2 separate regions of the Homo sapiens genome follow, and region 1 is linked to region 2. Evidence: read pairs that join two places in POLR2A ChIA-PET (ENCODE). Cell type or tissue: PC-9. All regions are shown on one strand. Links, peaks and the distances in the headings refer to the core of each region. The heading gives the core; the rest is flanking DNA.

What was found. ChIA-PET counts read pairs that join two places held together with the same protein. Peaks named below come from ENCODE experiments on the same cell type or tissue, not always from the same donor. Only the 100,000 strongest peaks of a DNase experiment are listed, where the experiment ranks them.
Region 1: POLR2A ChIA-PET joins it to region 2 with 18 read pairs; 2 of 35 experiments call an interaction of 5 or more read pairs at or near these places.

Annotation. Positions count from the first base shown.
Region 1 is chr2:61,140,616-61,148,820 of GRCh38, forward strand. It overlaps C2orf74-DT (C2orf74 divergent transcript), which reads right to left and starts at 4,360. Exons shown (of 2, transcript NR_036496.1): 1 at 4,158-4,360; 2 at 977-3,330. It also overlaps a transcript of C2orf74 not described here. RefSeq lists enhancers at 3,573-4,494, 4,189-4,538. In PC-9, for the core only: no CTCF peak of the experiment used is centred there; a DNase peak (open chromatin) is centred at 4,416; H3K4me3 peaks cover 2,071 bases.
Region 2 is chr2:60,773,414-60,781,618 of GRCh38, forward strand. It overlaps PAPOLG (poly(A) polymerase gamma), which reads left to right. Exons shown (of 22, transcript NM_022894.4): 8 at 1,621-1,710; 9 at 6,224-6,362; 10 at 7,294-7,366. Among named protein-coding and RNA genes, the nearest start is that of PAPOLG, 21 kb to the left of the region's middle. In PC-9, for the core only: no CTCF peak of the experiment used is centred there; no DNase peak of the experiment used is centred there.

The DNA of each region.
Region 1 (8,205 bases), core at 3,062-5,561, 370 kb after region 2:
GTCTCTACTAACAATACAAAAAATTAGCTGGGCATAGTGGTGGGTGACTGTAATCCCAGCTACTCAGGAAGTTGAGGCAGGAGAATTGCTTGAACCTGGGAGGCGGAGGTTGCAGTAAGCTGAGATTGCTCCACTGCACTCCAGCCCAGGCGACAGAGTGAGACTGCATCTAAAAAAAAAAAAAAGAAAAAGAAACAGAGATGTACCAAAAATAATGAACTAGGTTATCTCTGGGGGACAGAGGAAGGAATAGGTGGAAGGGATAGAGCTGAGGAAGCTAGACTTTTCTAAGCATAACTTTTTACATAGTTTTGACTTAAAAAAATTTTAACTTTGAAATTATAGATTAAAACCAGGTGTGGTGGCTCATGCCTGTAATCCCAGCACCTTGGGAGGCCGAGGTGGGCAGATAGCTTAACTCAGGAGTTCAAGACCAGCCTAGGCAACATGGCAAAATCCCATCTCTACAAAAAATACAAAAATTAGCCAGGCGTGGTGTTGTATGCCTGTAGTTTCAGCTACTTAGGGGGCTGAGGCAGAAGGATCCCTTGAAACAGGGAGGTCAAGGCTGCAATGAGCAGAGATCGTACCACTGCACTCCAGGCTGGGCAACAGAGTGAGATCCTGTCTCAAAACAAACAAAAACAAAAAAATGTGACTTGCAAAATAATGCATTGGAGTTACTGCTCTCTTAATACAAATGCTTTGAATTGTGTCTCTGCTTGTCACCCCTGGCCTCTTTTACACCCTGGGGCAATGTGCCATTGTTAGACAAGGAGGATATGTATACCTTCCTTTTGGAAAAAGGATGACTGTAAAAGCAGAAATAAGAAAAGAGAAGCTGTGCCCACAACACTAACATGCTTTTAGGCAAGTCAATTTTAGGAAAGAGTTTATATGAAACTGAAGATCTGGGAATTGATCCCTTAAGAACAAAGTCTGAGTACCCTTTGAAGTCCACTGGTATACCCGTGCCTTTTTGCCTACTCCTTTTTATTCTTACAACCTACTCCAATTGCACCTCTGTCTCCACAACTCAATTGAACATACTTTACAAAGGCCATCAATGACATGCACATTGCTAAACATACACAAAAAATCATGAGCAAGTAGTTACAAGCTTTAGGACAGATATAAAAAGAAATTCTAACGCAGAAATTTTATCCAAAGTTTCATCCATTTTATAATCAATATTAGTAAAAAAGACCAAGACACATGGGCTGGGTGCGGTGGCTCATGCCTGTAATTACAGCACTTTGGGAGGCCGAGGTGGGTGGATCACCTGAGGTCAGGAATTTGAGACCAGCCTGGCCAACAGGGTGAGACCCCATCTCTACTTAAAACACAAAAATTAGCAGGGCATGGTGGTGCACACCTGTTGTCCCAGCTACTTGGGAGGCTGAGACAGGAGAATCTCTTGAACCTGGGAGGCGGAGGTTGCAGCGAGCCAAGATCACGCCACTGCACTCCAGCCTGGGTGACAGACTGAGACTCTGTCAAAAACAAAAACAAAACAAAACAAAAAGACTTAAGACATGGAGTACATTAGTTTAGGGACAGGTCTCCTGATCTAGCCGGCTCCAAGCAGGAGTGAGATAGTTGTGCAGGGGTGCATTTAAGCAAACCTGGCTGGTCCATTTTCTGAACTAGCCAGTCCACTAGAATTTTGATGAAGCATCTCATCAGGTATGGACATGTTGACTAAGAGTCAACTCTGTAAAATGTTTGAAGAGATTTATTCTGAGCCAAATATGAGTGATTATGACCCGTGACACGGCCCTCAGGAGGTCCTGAGAACATGTGCCCAAGGTGTTCGGGGCACAGCTTGGTTTTATACATTTTAGGGAGGCATGAGACATCAATGAAATACGTTTAAGAAATAACATTGGTTTGGTTCAGAAAGATGGAGCAACTCAAAGCAGGGATTTCCAGGCTATAGGTAAAGGTAAACATTTTCTTTTTTTTTTCTGTGATGGAGTCTCACTTTGTTGCCCAAGCTGGAGTGCAGTGGCACGATCTCTGCTTACTGCAACCTCTGCCCGCCGGGTTCAAGCAATTCTCCTTCCTCAGCTTCCCAAGTAGCTGGGACTACAGGTGCATGCCACTACGCCCGGCTAAATTTTTGTATTTTAGTAGAGACGGGGTTTCACCATGTTGCCCAGGCTGGTCTCGAACTCCTGAGGTCAGGCAATCTGCCCGCCTTGGTCTTCCAAAGTGCTGGGATTAGAGGCATGAGACACTGTGCCCAGCCAATTTAAACATTTTCTAATTGACAAATGGTTGAGTTCACAATTGTCTGAAGACCTGGGATCAATAGGAAGCACATGTTCAGGTTAAGATAAAAGATTATAATACTTCAAAAGGTTCTTTTGAAGTCTTATAATGGCTACCCTTAGAGATGATAGATGACAAATGTTTCCTATTCAGACCTTTAAAACAATGCTAGACTCTCAGTCTCTTCAGGATTGGGAGGGCCTGGAAGAAAAAGATCTAGCTGTGTTAATAGAGATTCTTTACAGATGCATATTTTCCCCCACAAAGCACAGCTTTGCAGGACCATTTCAAAATATGGCAAAGAAACATGTTTTGGGGTAAAATATTTTGACTTTCTTCTTTGTCACATGTCATGCCAGAGTCAGACTGGAAAGCAAGTCACCATATATAGGGTTAAATAAAACTCATCTGATGAGAATTTATGGTTTGTTGGGCATGACTCCCCAGGCCCCTTAGATAGGAATTTGGGCCAGATTAAAAAAAAAAAAAAAAATCAAAGCTTAGTCCTGAGGCAGCTTCTGAAATGGTGGGAAAAAATGTGAGTTTTGAGGAAACATTTGGTTCAGCCATTGTTCTTAAGAGATACTGACATTTCAACCTACTATAAAGAGGGAAATTTAAAGTATTAAAGTATTAATGAGTTGGTAGGACCCGCTTTTCTTTTTTTTTTTTTTTTTAATTCACTGGCCCCGAAAGAAACTTCTCTGTCAGGCCACAATATAACCAGATACCAGACACACGAGATGTTTTGGAGGGAGGGTGGTGGAGCCAAGATTGCAGCTCCTTATTGAGGAAAACAGTCCTCAGAGATCCAGAGTCATTTCTCCTGTGTTCAGCTTGAAAACCTTGGGCAACTTCTGGAGATTTCAACGTCTCACAGAGTGCGGAAACATGACTGGCGCAGCATCCTTTCCGGAATTGGTGATGTCCTTCCTGTAAGGGTTGATTTTCCATCTCATCAACCAAATCGGGAAAGCCGCAGCATCCTTTTCTCCAAGAATGACAGGTGGTTTATCTCAGGCTTTTCTGTCCCGGCGCCTTTCTCTCCAATGCAGTCTATGGAATATATATATAGAGAGAGAGCGTGAGAGAGAGAGAGACGGAGTCTCGCTCTGTCGCCCAGGCTGAAGTGCAGTAGCGCGATCTTGGCTCACTGCAAGCTCCGCCTCCCGGGTTCACGCCGTTCTCCTGCCTCAGCCTCTCGAGTAGCTGAGACTACAGGCGCCCGCCACCACGCCCAGCTAATTTTTTTGTATTTTTAGGAGAGATGGGGTTTCACCGTGTTAGCCAGGATGGTCTCGATCTGCTGACCTCGTGATCCGCCCGTCTCGGCCTCCCACAGTGCTGGGATTACAGGCATGAACCACCGCGTCCGGCCTGGAATATTTTAAAATATGCAGATTATTAACCCCGACACTTTTGAAAGTCCTTTGTAACCAACTTCCTCCTCAATATAAAATATTAATGTAATTTGGCCGGGTGAGGTGGCTCACGCCTGTAATTCTAGCACTTTGGGAGGCCGAGGCGGGTGGACTGCCTGAGCTCAGGAGTTTGAGACCAGCCTGGGCAACACGGTGAAACTCCGTTTCTACTAAAATACAAAAAATTAGCCGGGTGTGGTGGCGCGCGCCTGTAATCCCAGCTACTCAGGAGGCTGAGGCAGGAGAATTGCTGGAGTCCGGGAGGCGGAGGTGCAGTGAGCCGAGATCGCGCCACTGCACTGCAGCCTGGGGAACAGGGCGAGAATCCGACTCTTTAAAAAAAGAGAAAAAAATTTAAGTAATTTAATTTTTTATTTTTTTCCGCCCCCGCCGTCCCGCCCCTAGCATTAATTTTTAAAACTCGCTTTAGACACCGTTTGGAGGGGGCCAGGTGCTGAATACCTGCTGATGTAATGCAGTGATTTTTTGTTTGAGGGCCACAGGAAGACCCCTTGTGGCTGTTGTACTGGCATTCCCTCTTCATAGCAGGGATGGTGCCTCTGGACATTTTCCGACAGCAGGGATCGTTGGGTGAGGTTAGCAGCGCCAGCCCGGGTTAGCGGAAGCAGCCTTCAGGTCTCCTAGGAGAGCAGGTTTATGAGCATGCGCAGCGGATTTTCCGTTAGGGAAGCCGATGGGGCGCGGCTCCTTGGAGCATGCGCACACAAACTTTCCGCTAGGAATCAAGCGAGCATGCGCACACAGATGTTAGGGTTCGGGCGAGCTATTTGGAGCCTGCGCAGTCAGATCCGAGGACATGTTGACGTCGTCCGAGAGTCTTAAAATCCTGCTCTGGCCGGATTCCAGACTCGTGGGGGAAAGGCTGGTATGTTCGTTTTATAACAGGAGTTTTAGCGTCATCTTTTGTCCTTGGATAAGTTTTTCCAAATATAAATATATTAAATATTCATTTAAAATATCTAAGAATTAACAGGCAGCAGTGCATTAGACAAATGGGCGAAGTACTGGGGTACCAAGTTCACAGAAAAATAGTAGTTAAAAATAGACTTTAAATATATGAAAAGATGCTTAGCTGCATGTTTTTGTGTTTTTTATTTATTTATTTATTTTTTTGAGATGGAGTCCTGTGTTGCCCAAGCTGGAGTGCAGTAATGCAATCTCGGCTCACTGCACCCTCCGCTGCCCGGGTTCAAGTGATTCTCCCACCTCAGCCTCCCGAGTAGCTGGAATTACAGGCAGGTGCCACCACGCCAGGCTAATTTTTATATTTTTAGTAGAGATGGGGTTCACCATGTTGGCCAGGCTGGTCTCGAACTCCTGACCTCAGGTTATCGGCCTGCCTCAGACTCCCAAAGTGCTGGGATTACAGGCGTGAGCCACCGCGCCCGGCCTGTTTTGTATTTTATTTTTTCTGAGACAGGTGGCACGATCACAGCTCACTACAGCCTCCACTTCCCAAGCCCAAGCAATCCTCCCACCTCAGTTTCACCAAGTGCTAGGATTACAGGCCAGCTTCAGTTTTAATAAAAATGCAAATCATCATGATTGGTGAACATTGAAACGTTTGGTAATATACTCAATATAGGAGGGTGTCAGGAAAACAGGTGCAGTGTTACAGTGCTAGTAGGAGCAGAATGCAGCAATCCTTAGTGGTTATCAAAACCACACTGAATAATATTTGCATTTTGATCCAACAATCCCACTTTGGGGAATTTTGCCTCCAAATACACTTGCATACATGTAAAGTAATATGTGTATGAGATTATTGATTGTAATAGCAAAAGGTTGTAAACTACGTGAGTATCCATCAGAAGACTGATATTATAAACTACAGTACATACACACAATGGAACATTATGCAGCTATGAAAAAGAGTGAGGAATCAGTTCCCAACATACTAATGTGGAACCATCTCTAGCATATCTTACTAAGCGAAAAAAGCCCAGGTGCCAAACAGTGTATAAATTATGCTTTTTGTGTAGAAAAGGATAAATGAGAGTCATATGATCCTTATTTCCACATAAATTCTGGCAATATACTCAAGAAACTAATAGTCATGGTTTCTTATGAGATGGAGGGTAGGACTGAGATAGGGTGAGAGACTTCTCAATGTATTCCTCATTATAATATATTGAATTATCTGAATGCTGTTCATTAAAAACAAAAATAACACTACAATAACTTTTTTTAAAAAAGCTAGAAACATATAATATTAAAAAAGGGGCCAGGTGCGGTGGCTCATGCTTGTAATCCCAGCATTTTGGGAGGCCGAGACGGGCAGATCACGAGGTCAGGAGATGGAGACCGTCGTGGCCAATGTGGTGAAACCCCGTCTCTACTAAAAATACAAAAATTAGACTGGCGTGGTGGCGCATGCCTGTGGTCCCAGCTACTCAGGAGGCTGAGGCAGGAGAATTGAATCGCTTGAACCAGGGAGTCGGAGGTTGCAGTGAGCCGAGATGGCGCCACTGCACTCCAGCCTGGCGACAGAGCAAGACTTCGTCTCAAAAAAAAAAACAAAAAACAAAAAAACTGGAGGCTGGGTGTGTGGCTCACACCTCTAATCCCACCACTTTGGAAGACTGAGACAGGAGGATTGCTTGAGCACAGGAGTTTTGAGACCAACCTGGGCAGCATGGTGAAAACCCACATCTACAAAAAGAACATCAACAACAAAAAACCTCCAAATTAGATGGGAGTGGTGGTGGGCGCCTGTAGGCCCAACTACCCGGGAGGCTGAGGTGGGGGGATCGGTTGAGCCCAGGAGACAGAGGTTACAGTGAGCTGAGATCCTGCCACTGCACTCCAGCCTAGGCAACAGAGGAAGACTCTCAAAAAAAGAGAAAGAAAGAAAAAAAGGTGAAATTATGGGAGATTTTTCCTTTCCTTTCCTTTTTTTTTTTTGACAAGGTTTTCTCTGTTGCCGAGACTGCACAATGGCGCCATCACAACTCACTGCCCAGGCTCAAGCGATCTGCGGGCCTCGGCTTCCCAAAGTGTTGGGATTACAGGGGTGAGCCACTTTTCCCAGACAATAATATTATTTTACATGTTTTTACACACAAAAGAGTTTTCTTGGAATAACAAGAGTTCATCCAAAGTGTTTTACCAATTTCCATTTCCATCTGCAGTATCGAAAACCTTCCTCTTGCTGCATGTCCTCACCAGTTCTTAGAATTGACAGACTACTTTTTTTTGTCAATCCTGTGGTATAAAATATTACCTGATTTTGTTTTCACTTTGCATTTCTGTGATAATTAGCGAGGTGAGCCTCTTATATTTATTGCCCATTCGTCCTTTGTCCTTTGAGAAGTACCTTTTTTCTATTTTGCCTTTCCCTTTTTTATAGGCGTTTTAAAAATATTCTATACGTTGATCCTTTAAAGATTATTTGTGTGGCAAATATTTTCTACCAGTCTGTGGGTTGCCTTTTTGTTTGTTTTTTGTTTGTTTTGAGACTGAATCTTGCTCTGTCGCCCAGGCTGGAGTGCAGTGGTGTGATCTTGGCTCACTGCAACCTCCGCCTCCTGGGTTGGAGCAATTCTCCTGCCTCATCCTCCCGAGTAGCTGGGACTACAGGCACATGCCACCACGCCTGGCTAATTTTTTGTATTTTTAGTAGAGATGGGGTTTTGCCATGTTGCCCAGGCTGGTCTCAAACTCCTGACCTCAGCTGATGCTCCTGCCTTGGCTTCACAAAGTGCTGGGATTACAGTGTGGGTTGCCTTTTAACATAATTTCTGTTTTGTTTTTAACTTTGGAAAGGAATATATATGGAATATATATATTTAAATATATGTATTATATATAATATATAAAAATGTATATGTATTATATATATAATATATAAAAATATATATGTATATATTTTTTAGATGGAGTTTCGCTCTTGTTGCCCAAGCTGGAGTGCAATGGTGCCATCTCGGCTTACTGCAACCTCCGCCCCCTGGCTTCAAGCAATTCTCCTGCCTCAGCCTCCTGAGTAGCTGGGATTACAGGTGCCTGCCACCACGTCCAGCAAATTTTTATATTTTTGGTAGAGATGGGGTTTCACCATGTTGGCCAGGCTGGTCTCGAAATCCTGACCTCAGGTGATCTACCTGCCTCAGCCTCCCAAAATGCTGGGATAACAGGCATCAGCCATGCACCTGGCCTGGAAAGGAATATTTTAATAAAATTATTTTTATTGTTTTACTTGTTTTGGAAATAGAGGATAGTTTTTTAACTAATTTTAAAATCTGACACTAATGTTTATTACTCATTTGGATATCCTCTTGCGTGAAATGCCTGTTCAAGACTTTTGCCCATTTTCTATTGTCTTATTGATTTACAAGAGTTCTTTATATATTCTGAGTACATGTCCTTTGTATATGAATAGTGTTTAGCTTGTCTTTTGTTTTTTTGAGATGGATCCTCGCCTTGTCACCCAGGCTGGAGTGCAATGGCACAATCTCGGCTCACTGCAACCTCCGTCTTCCAGGTTTAAGCG
Region 2 (8,205 bases), core at 2,332-4,831:
GCGTAAGGGTTCTTTAATTTGGCATGTTTGTGAGGTTTATCTGTATTTGTTCCGTTTTGTTGCTGAATAAAAATGATAGTTTCTTAAAGGTTAGAGTATGGAATCTAAAATCATATCAAACTTGTTGTATTCTGTTACATGACAGTCCACTGATCTGTCTTGTTCTTTGAGTGGTCCCTTTATTCATGCATGATTTTGTACTATCATGCCTTGGTCATTTGGAAAATATTGGTTCACAAAATTATTTGGATGTTCCAAATGTTAATACACATTTCACTATAAAATGTGAAAAAAAAAAAACCAGCAGTCATTAGTGACCAGTCTCAACAGAAAAGTATGGAAAGGTGTCAAGCTCATAGTAACAGATAAAAGTTGTCTGAAATTCAGATTTAACTTGAAAGCTTAAATTTTATTATTGGCAACAAATTTTGTCATTTGTTTTAGTTGAACTGAGAGGTTCCTTTTGTCCATTTTTAAGGAAATACCTAACTGAATAACTATAGTTTATCTGCCAGTTATTTTTTCAGGTGAAACTGGTGTTCCTTGAAAAAAGCAGGTAGTTGAGCTTACAACTTACACAGTTTCACATGTTCTTTCCCCACCTTTATTTTTAACTGCAAGTGTGTGGTGGTGAAGATATTTTTTTCTGCTAGTGCAGTTTGTTGCCCCATGTGTTTTTTGTTTTTTGTTTTTTTTTTGAGACGGGAGTCTCGCTCTGTCGCCCAGGCTGGAGTGCAGTGGCGCGATCTCGGCTCACTGCAAACTCCGCCTCCCGGGTTCACGCTGTTGCCCCATCTTGATTGACTGCCAAGGTACCTGCAGTTTTATCCACTGTTTCTTTTGCACCATCAGTGCAAATGTTAACACGGTGAAAAAAGCCTTAGTATTATTATAAAAAAAGTTTGACCTCACAGATTCCCAGGGGTACCCAGACCATACTTTGAGAACTAATGTCTTTTTTTTTTTTTTTGAGACAGAGTCTCACTCTATTGCCCAGGCTGGAGTGCAGTGGCGTGATCTCAGCTCACTACAACCTCCGCCTCCCGGGTTCAAGCGATTCTCCTGCCTCAGCCCTTTGAGTAGCTGGGAATATAGATGCCCACCACCACACCTGGCTAATTTTTGTATGTTTAGTAGAGACAGGGTTTCACCATTTTGGCCAGACTGGTCTCGAGCGCCTGACCTCAGGTGATCCACCCACCTCAGCCTACCAAAGGGCTGGGATTGAGAACCAATGTTTTATAGTGTCTTGTTTGACCGAATCATTATTGCACTTTGGTGTATTTCCAGATTGTAACAGTAAATTACAGTATTTGTGGAAAAGGTTTACATTGAAGTAATTACAGTGTTGTAATTGGGAGGTATTTGATTAATAGTCAAGGAAGAAAACTAAAAAATACTCAGGCACATCTCATTTTGGATTGCATTACCCATGTCTTTTTTAATTACCCTAAAGCAAACTGATTTCTCATAAGTGGTAAATTTCATACACATAAAATAAGCCCCAATGTTTTATTATCTTTCATATTTTTAGCATTCGAGAGTCTGGAAGTTAGGAGGGCATTTGAATTAACTGAGAATTTGCTGCATAGTGAAAAATGAATGCTTTGTCTTTTTCAGGTTGTAGAGTTACTGATGAAATTTTGCATTTAGTGCCAAATAAAGAAACTTTTAGACTCACCCTAAGAGCTGTCAAATTATGGGCAAAACGTAAGTATCCCTAGTCTTTTATGTTTGCATTATAAAATTCTAATTTTCTCTTGCCAGTGAAAGAAGCATATATAGAAACTCTGAACCTAATGATATTGTTGGAGGTTAAGGGCCAATAAACTCTGTAATAGCTATTTGCTTTTCAAGTACAGTGGTTATGGTGTTTTGATAAGTAGTATACCTCTTCCTCCCTTGGGTAAAAACTTAAAGCCCTGACTTTTCATCTTAGGTTCAGTCAGGCAGTCAGAATAATTCAGAACTTGAAGACTGATACCCTCCCTGTGGGTAACACCATCTTACGTATCTTTGTATTCACACCAGCAAAGAGTCTGGTTTATACTGTAGTAGGTGTTCATTAAGTGAAGAGTCTACAGTGATGACTTTCACTTGTTTTTACCTTATAACACTTTTCTAATAAAGCCTGGAACTGTTACTAGTTTATATATATAGTTTATATATTTAGGTTCATAAAAATCCCTTTGCTTACCACTGAGCTGGCACAGCACATTCTGTATTATTATTTAAGCACACCTCTGAGATATTGTAGGTTTGGTTCCAGACAACTGCAGTAAAGCAAATTACAATTTTTTTTTTGTTTCCCAGTGCATATAAAAGTTACATTTACACTATACTGTAGTCTTTTTTTTTTTTCTTTTTTTGAGACGGAGTCTTGCTCTGTCGCCAAGGCTGGAGTGCAGTGGGCAATCTTGGCTCACACCAACCTCTGCCTCCCGGGTTCAAGTGATTCTCCTGCCTCAGCCTACCAAGTAGCTGGGATTATAGGCACGCACCACCATACCCGGGTAATTTTTTGTATTTTTGGTAGAGACGGGGTTTCACCATGTTTGTCAGGCTGGTCTCCAACTCCTGACCTTGTGATCCGCTCGCCTCGGCCTCCCAAAGTGCTGGGATTACAGGCGTGAGCCATCAAGCCCGGCTCCAAAATGTGTTTCTTAAATGGTAAAACAAGAAGATAACTCCTTGATCCATGGGCTATAGAATAGATGCTGTATTAGCAGACATGAAAGTAACTTTAATCTCCTAGTATGTGTCCACTGGAGCTCGTGGGTGACTAGGTGCATTGTCAAAAGAGCAGTCCTACTTAGAAAGGAATCTTTTTTTTTTCTGAGCAGTAGATCTCACCAATGGGCTTTAAAATACTCAGTAAACCATGCTGTCAACAGCTGTGCTGTCATCTAGGCTTTGTTGTTCTGTTTGTACAGCACAGACAGTAGAGTGAGCATCATTCTTAAGGGCGCTGGGATTTTGGGAATGTTAAATGAGCATTGGCTTCATTTTTTTTTTTTTTTTTTTTTTTTTTTGAGATGGAGTCTCACTGTCTCGCCCAGGCTGGAGTGCAGTGGCGCGATCTCAGCTCACGGCAACCACCGCCTCCTGGGTTCAAGTGATTCTCCTGCCTCAGCCTCCCAAGTAGCTGGAATTACAGGCATGTGCCACCACACCTGGCTAATTTTTGTATTTTTAGTAGAGATAGGGTTTTACCATGTTGGCCAGGCTGATCTTGAAGTCCTGACCTCAGGTGATCTGCCTGCCTTGGCCTCCCAAAGTGCTGGGATTACAAGCATGAGCCACCATGCCCGGCCAGCTTCAATTTAAAGTCACCAGCTGCATTAGCCTCTAACAAGAGAATCACCTACCCTTTGAAGCTTTGAAACCAAGCTTCTCCTCTCTAGCTGTGAAAGTCCTAGATGGCATCTTCTTCCAGTATAAGGCTGTTTCATCTACATTGATAATTTGTTGTTTAGTGTAGCCACCTTCATCAATGATTTTAACTAGATCTTCTGGATAACTTCCTGCAACTTCTGCATCAGCACTTGTTGCACTTCTAGTTGTGGAGATGGCTTCTTTCTTTAAACCTTATGAACCAATCTTCACTAGCTTCAGACTTTTCTTCTGCACCTTCCTCACCTCTCTCAGCCTTCATATGATTGAAGAGAAGTTAGGGCTTTGCTCTGGATTAGACTTTGGCCTAAGGAAACATTGTGTCTTGTTTGATCTTCCATCCAGACCGTTAAAATTTTCTATCAGCAGCCAGGCGCAGTGGCTCACAGCTGTAATCCCAGTACTTTGGGAGGCCGAGGCGAGCGGATCATGAGGTCAGGAGAGTTCGAGATCAGCCTGACCAACATAGTGAAACCCCCTCTCTACTAAAAATACAAAAATTAGCCGAGTGTGGTGGCACGTGCCTGTAATCCCAGCTACTCGGGAAGCTGAGGCAGGAGAATCACTTGAACCCAGGAGGCAGAGGTTGTGGTGAGCTGAGATGGCACCACTGCACTCCAGCCTGGGCGACAGAGCAAGACTCCGTCTCAAAAAAAAATTTTTTTTTTCTGTCAGCAATAAAGCAGTTTTACTTTTTTTGTCATTCCTATATTCACTGGAGAGTAGCACTTGTAATTTCTGTCAATAACTTTTCCTTGGCATTCACAGCTTGGTTAACTGATTGGCACAAGGGGCATAGCTTTCGGACTATCATAACTTTCAACATGCCTTTTTCACTGAGCTTAATCTTTTCTAGTTTTTGATTTAAAGTGAGAGACATACGACTCTTTCTTTTACTTGAACACTTAGAGGCCATTAAGGGTTCTTAACTGGCCTAATTTAAGTATTGTTGTGTCTCCAGGAGTAGGGAGACCTGAGGAGAGGGAGAGAGATGGGTAATGACCAGTTGGTGGAGCATTCAGAACATATACATTTACCAAGTTCACCGTCTTATATGGGCTCAGTTTGTGGTGCCCCAAAACAATTACAATAGTAACATCAAAGATCACTAATCACAAATCACCATAACAGATATAATAATAATGAAAAAGTTTGAAATATTGTGAGAATTACTAAAATGTGACACAGAGACATGAAGTGAGAGCTTATGCTCTTGGAAAAATGGTGCTGAAAGATTTTCTCAACTCAAGGTTGCCGCAAACCTTCAGTTTGTAAAAAACTCAGTATCTGTGAAGTGTAATAAAGCAAAACACAACAAAACGAGGTATGCCTTTATATTTTATTTCATTTTATTTTTTTAGACAGGGGCTTGCTGTATCTCCCAGACCGGAATGCAGTGGTGCAATTATAGCTCACTGCAGCCTCAACCTTCTGGGCCCAAGCGATCCTTCCACTCTAGCCTCCCGAGTAGCTAGAACTACAGGCATATGCCACTACACCCGGCTAATTTTATTTTATTTTATTTTATTTTATTTTATTTATTTATTTTTTAGCAGAGACGAGGTGTTGCTATGTTAGCTAGGCTGGTCTCAAACTCCTGAGCTCAACCAGTCCTCCTGCCTTGGCCTCCAAAAGTGGTGGGATTACAGGTGTGAGCCACAGTGCCTGGCTGAGTGTGACAGTTAAAGGTTTCTTTTCGGGGTGCTGAAAACATTCTAGTATTGATCATGTTGATGATTGCACAACTCTCAGTATACTAAAAAACCATTGAATTGTGTACTTTAAATGGACGAATCTTATGGTATGTGAATTACATCTCAATAAAGCTGTTACAAGTTAAAAAATAGCAACACATGGCTTGTGGCTACCATATTGGACAGTGCAGGTCTAAAAAGATAGTAAGCAAGTAGAATTTGTCCTTGGGCTCAAGTGTCTTGTATACTTAAGATAAAGTAAAATTTGCACTGAAGGGATAACATGAACAATTTGCCCTTCTTTAAAGATTAAATGCCATGTTTTGTCAGTTAGATGCATATTTTTCATATTTACCACATCTGAAATTGGTATTTTGTAGGTTTTTTTCTTTTGCTCGCTTGGCGGGACATAATATAGATAGCTATATAAAAAACGGTCATGACAACCATGGTGGTGCACCCCTGTAATCATAGCTACGCAAGAGGCTGAGGTGGAGGATCAGTTGAGCCCAGGAGTTTGAGGCTACAGTGAATTATGATTGTGCCAGTTCACTCCAGTCTGGGTGACAGAGTGAGAGCCCATCTCTTAAAAAAAGAAAAAAAAAAATAGAAATGAATGATATCAGTGGTGTATTCTACTTTATGGAGAGGTATCCAAATTCTGTGAAATACTGAAGTAAGTCTCCAGCTTTATACTTGATTTAAAAATACCCATGAATATGATTATTAATTAAATATTCATTCTTCCCCATTGTCTCTCCAAATGTCTCCTTCCTTTCATTTTTCTCTCAATCCTAAATACTGAAAAATGGGGAATTTCAATGTAGTATCAGTGGAGCCCAGTTGGGCAGTTGGAACTGAGGCAAAGAACTGAGGTGTCTGTATTAGAAGGGAAAGTAAGGAGGGTAAGATTAGCAATTTATGGTTTACTAATTAGACTGTGGGCCTAATGTGAAGGTCTGCTTATCAGTTTTAATGTTTTGTTTATAGGGGAAAATTTCCAACCAACCGTCTTATGAATAAAGTTACCTTGTTGAATGTCACGGATATTCATTCACCTTGTAAAGAGCAGAAAAAAAAAGAATGTCACAGATAGTAGGTCCTAATAATAATTAACAAATATATTGATTTTCTAGGACGTGGTATTTATTCCAACATGCTAGGATTCCTTGGTGGTGTCTCCTGGGCAATGCTAGTTGCAAGAACTTGCCAATTGTATCCAAATGCAGCAGCATCTACTTTAGTTCATAAGTTCTTTTTAGTTTTTTCCAAGTGGTAAGTATTTACGTGTGTACTTTGACTGTTTACTAATCTCTACCTATGCGTAAGTTTGTTTGGAAATTTAAGAGCTATACATAGACTTTTTCTGTTGTTTTACATTGCTTTGTAAAGTTGAAAGTATAAAACATCAACTTTGAGGCAATGGTGGGACATCTAATTGGCACCTTCTTCCAGGGATTTGTAAATGTGGGCCTTTAGCTTGGGAGAGCAGTTAAAATAAGTTTGGCTTTGCAAATTACTAGTTATGTAGAGGTCGTTTAAGCTTTCCTCATTTGTAAAATGGAGATGATAATCACATTGATATATTAGTATTTTCAGTAAATGTTGGCTGTTGCTGTTACTAAATTATCGGAATTAAATCCATGAAAGCAAATGAGAAGGAAGTGAAAGATTCAGGTGTAAATTAGTTACAGTTAATGAAAAGTAATATTTGCCCTTTCAGAGAACACTGCATTAAAATGAGCAGCCTTTCCTTTGTATACTTTCTTACCTAGCCTTTTTTTTTTTTTTTTTAATTGAGACAGGGTCTCACTCTGTTGCCCAGGCTAGAGTGCATGCATCTCAGCTCACTGCAGCCTCTGCCTCCTGGGCTCAAGTGATCCTCTCACCTCAGCCTCCTGAGTACCTGGGACTATAAGCGTGCACCACTAGGCATGGCTAATTTTTGTGTTTTTAGTAGAGACAGGATTTCTCCATGTTGCCCAGGATGGTCTCGAACTCCTGAGCTCAGGTGATCTGCCTGCCTCAGCTTCCCAGAGTACTGGGATTACAGGCATGAGCCACCATGCTCGGCCTTTTTTTCCTTTAATACCAAATACCCAGAACATTCACTCTGTAGAAGGTTAGAACAATCTAATAATTATAAAGTTTCATGTAGTACCTGAAGTGAGATCATGTGTAAGTTAATTTGCCTTATTCATGTCAGGGAATGGCCAAATCCTGTGCTGCTGAAGCAACCAGAAGAAAGCAATTTGAATTTGCCTGTCTGGGATCCTCGGGTATGTGATTTATTATGGAGTTTCTTTAAAGCTTTTAAGGAAGAGGACATTTCACTAAATTACAGTCTAGTTAAAGATAGTTCCTCTTGTCTCTGTTCTTCCTTCTATATAACTATAGTCCCCTTCCTCCTTCTGCTGTGGTTTTTGTTTTGTTTTTTGTGCAGATGATTAGGATCACTAATGCTGATCCAAATGTTATGTCATTAAAAATCGCCCATGTAAGATGAGTGGGTGTCTTATGGACAGTGTCATAATCCAGTGTGGAAAAAATGTCTCAAAAGTAATTGGATACTTGGCTGGGCATGATGGTTCACGCCTGTAATCCCAGCTCTTTGGGAGGCCGAGGCGGGTGGATCACCTGCGGTCAGGAGTTCAAGACCAGCCTGGCCAACGTGGTGAAACCCCCTCTCTACTGAAAATATAAAAAATTAGCCGGGCGTGGTGGTGCACACCTGTAGTTCCAGCTACTCTGGAGGCTGAGGCACGAGAATCACCTGAACCCCAGAGGCACAGGTTGCAGTGAGCCGAGACTGTGCCACTGCACTCCAGCCTGGGTGACGAGTTGAGACTTCGTCTCAAAAAAAAAAAGTAATTGGTTACTAATAATAAAGTACTAAAGTATAATAAAAGATTTACTTTGCAATACAATTTAAAGCAAATTCATTGTTCCAGGGTAGCATAATTCTCCCATATCTTGCATTTTAATTTGCTTTTAGAGTGAGTGCTCATTCCTCTAGGTAACCAAGGGGAAGTCATCCATTGAGTGGGTGGTGAAAAAGGATTGAGAACCATTAAACCAGATAATGCTTTTTGTAGTTATAATACTGTATTTCCTTGAT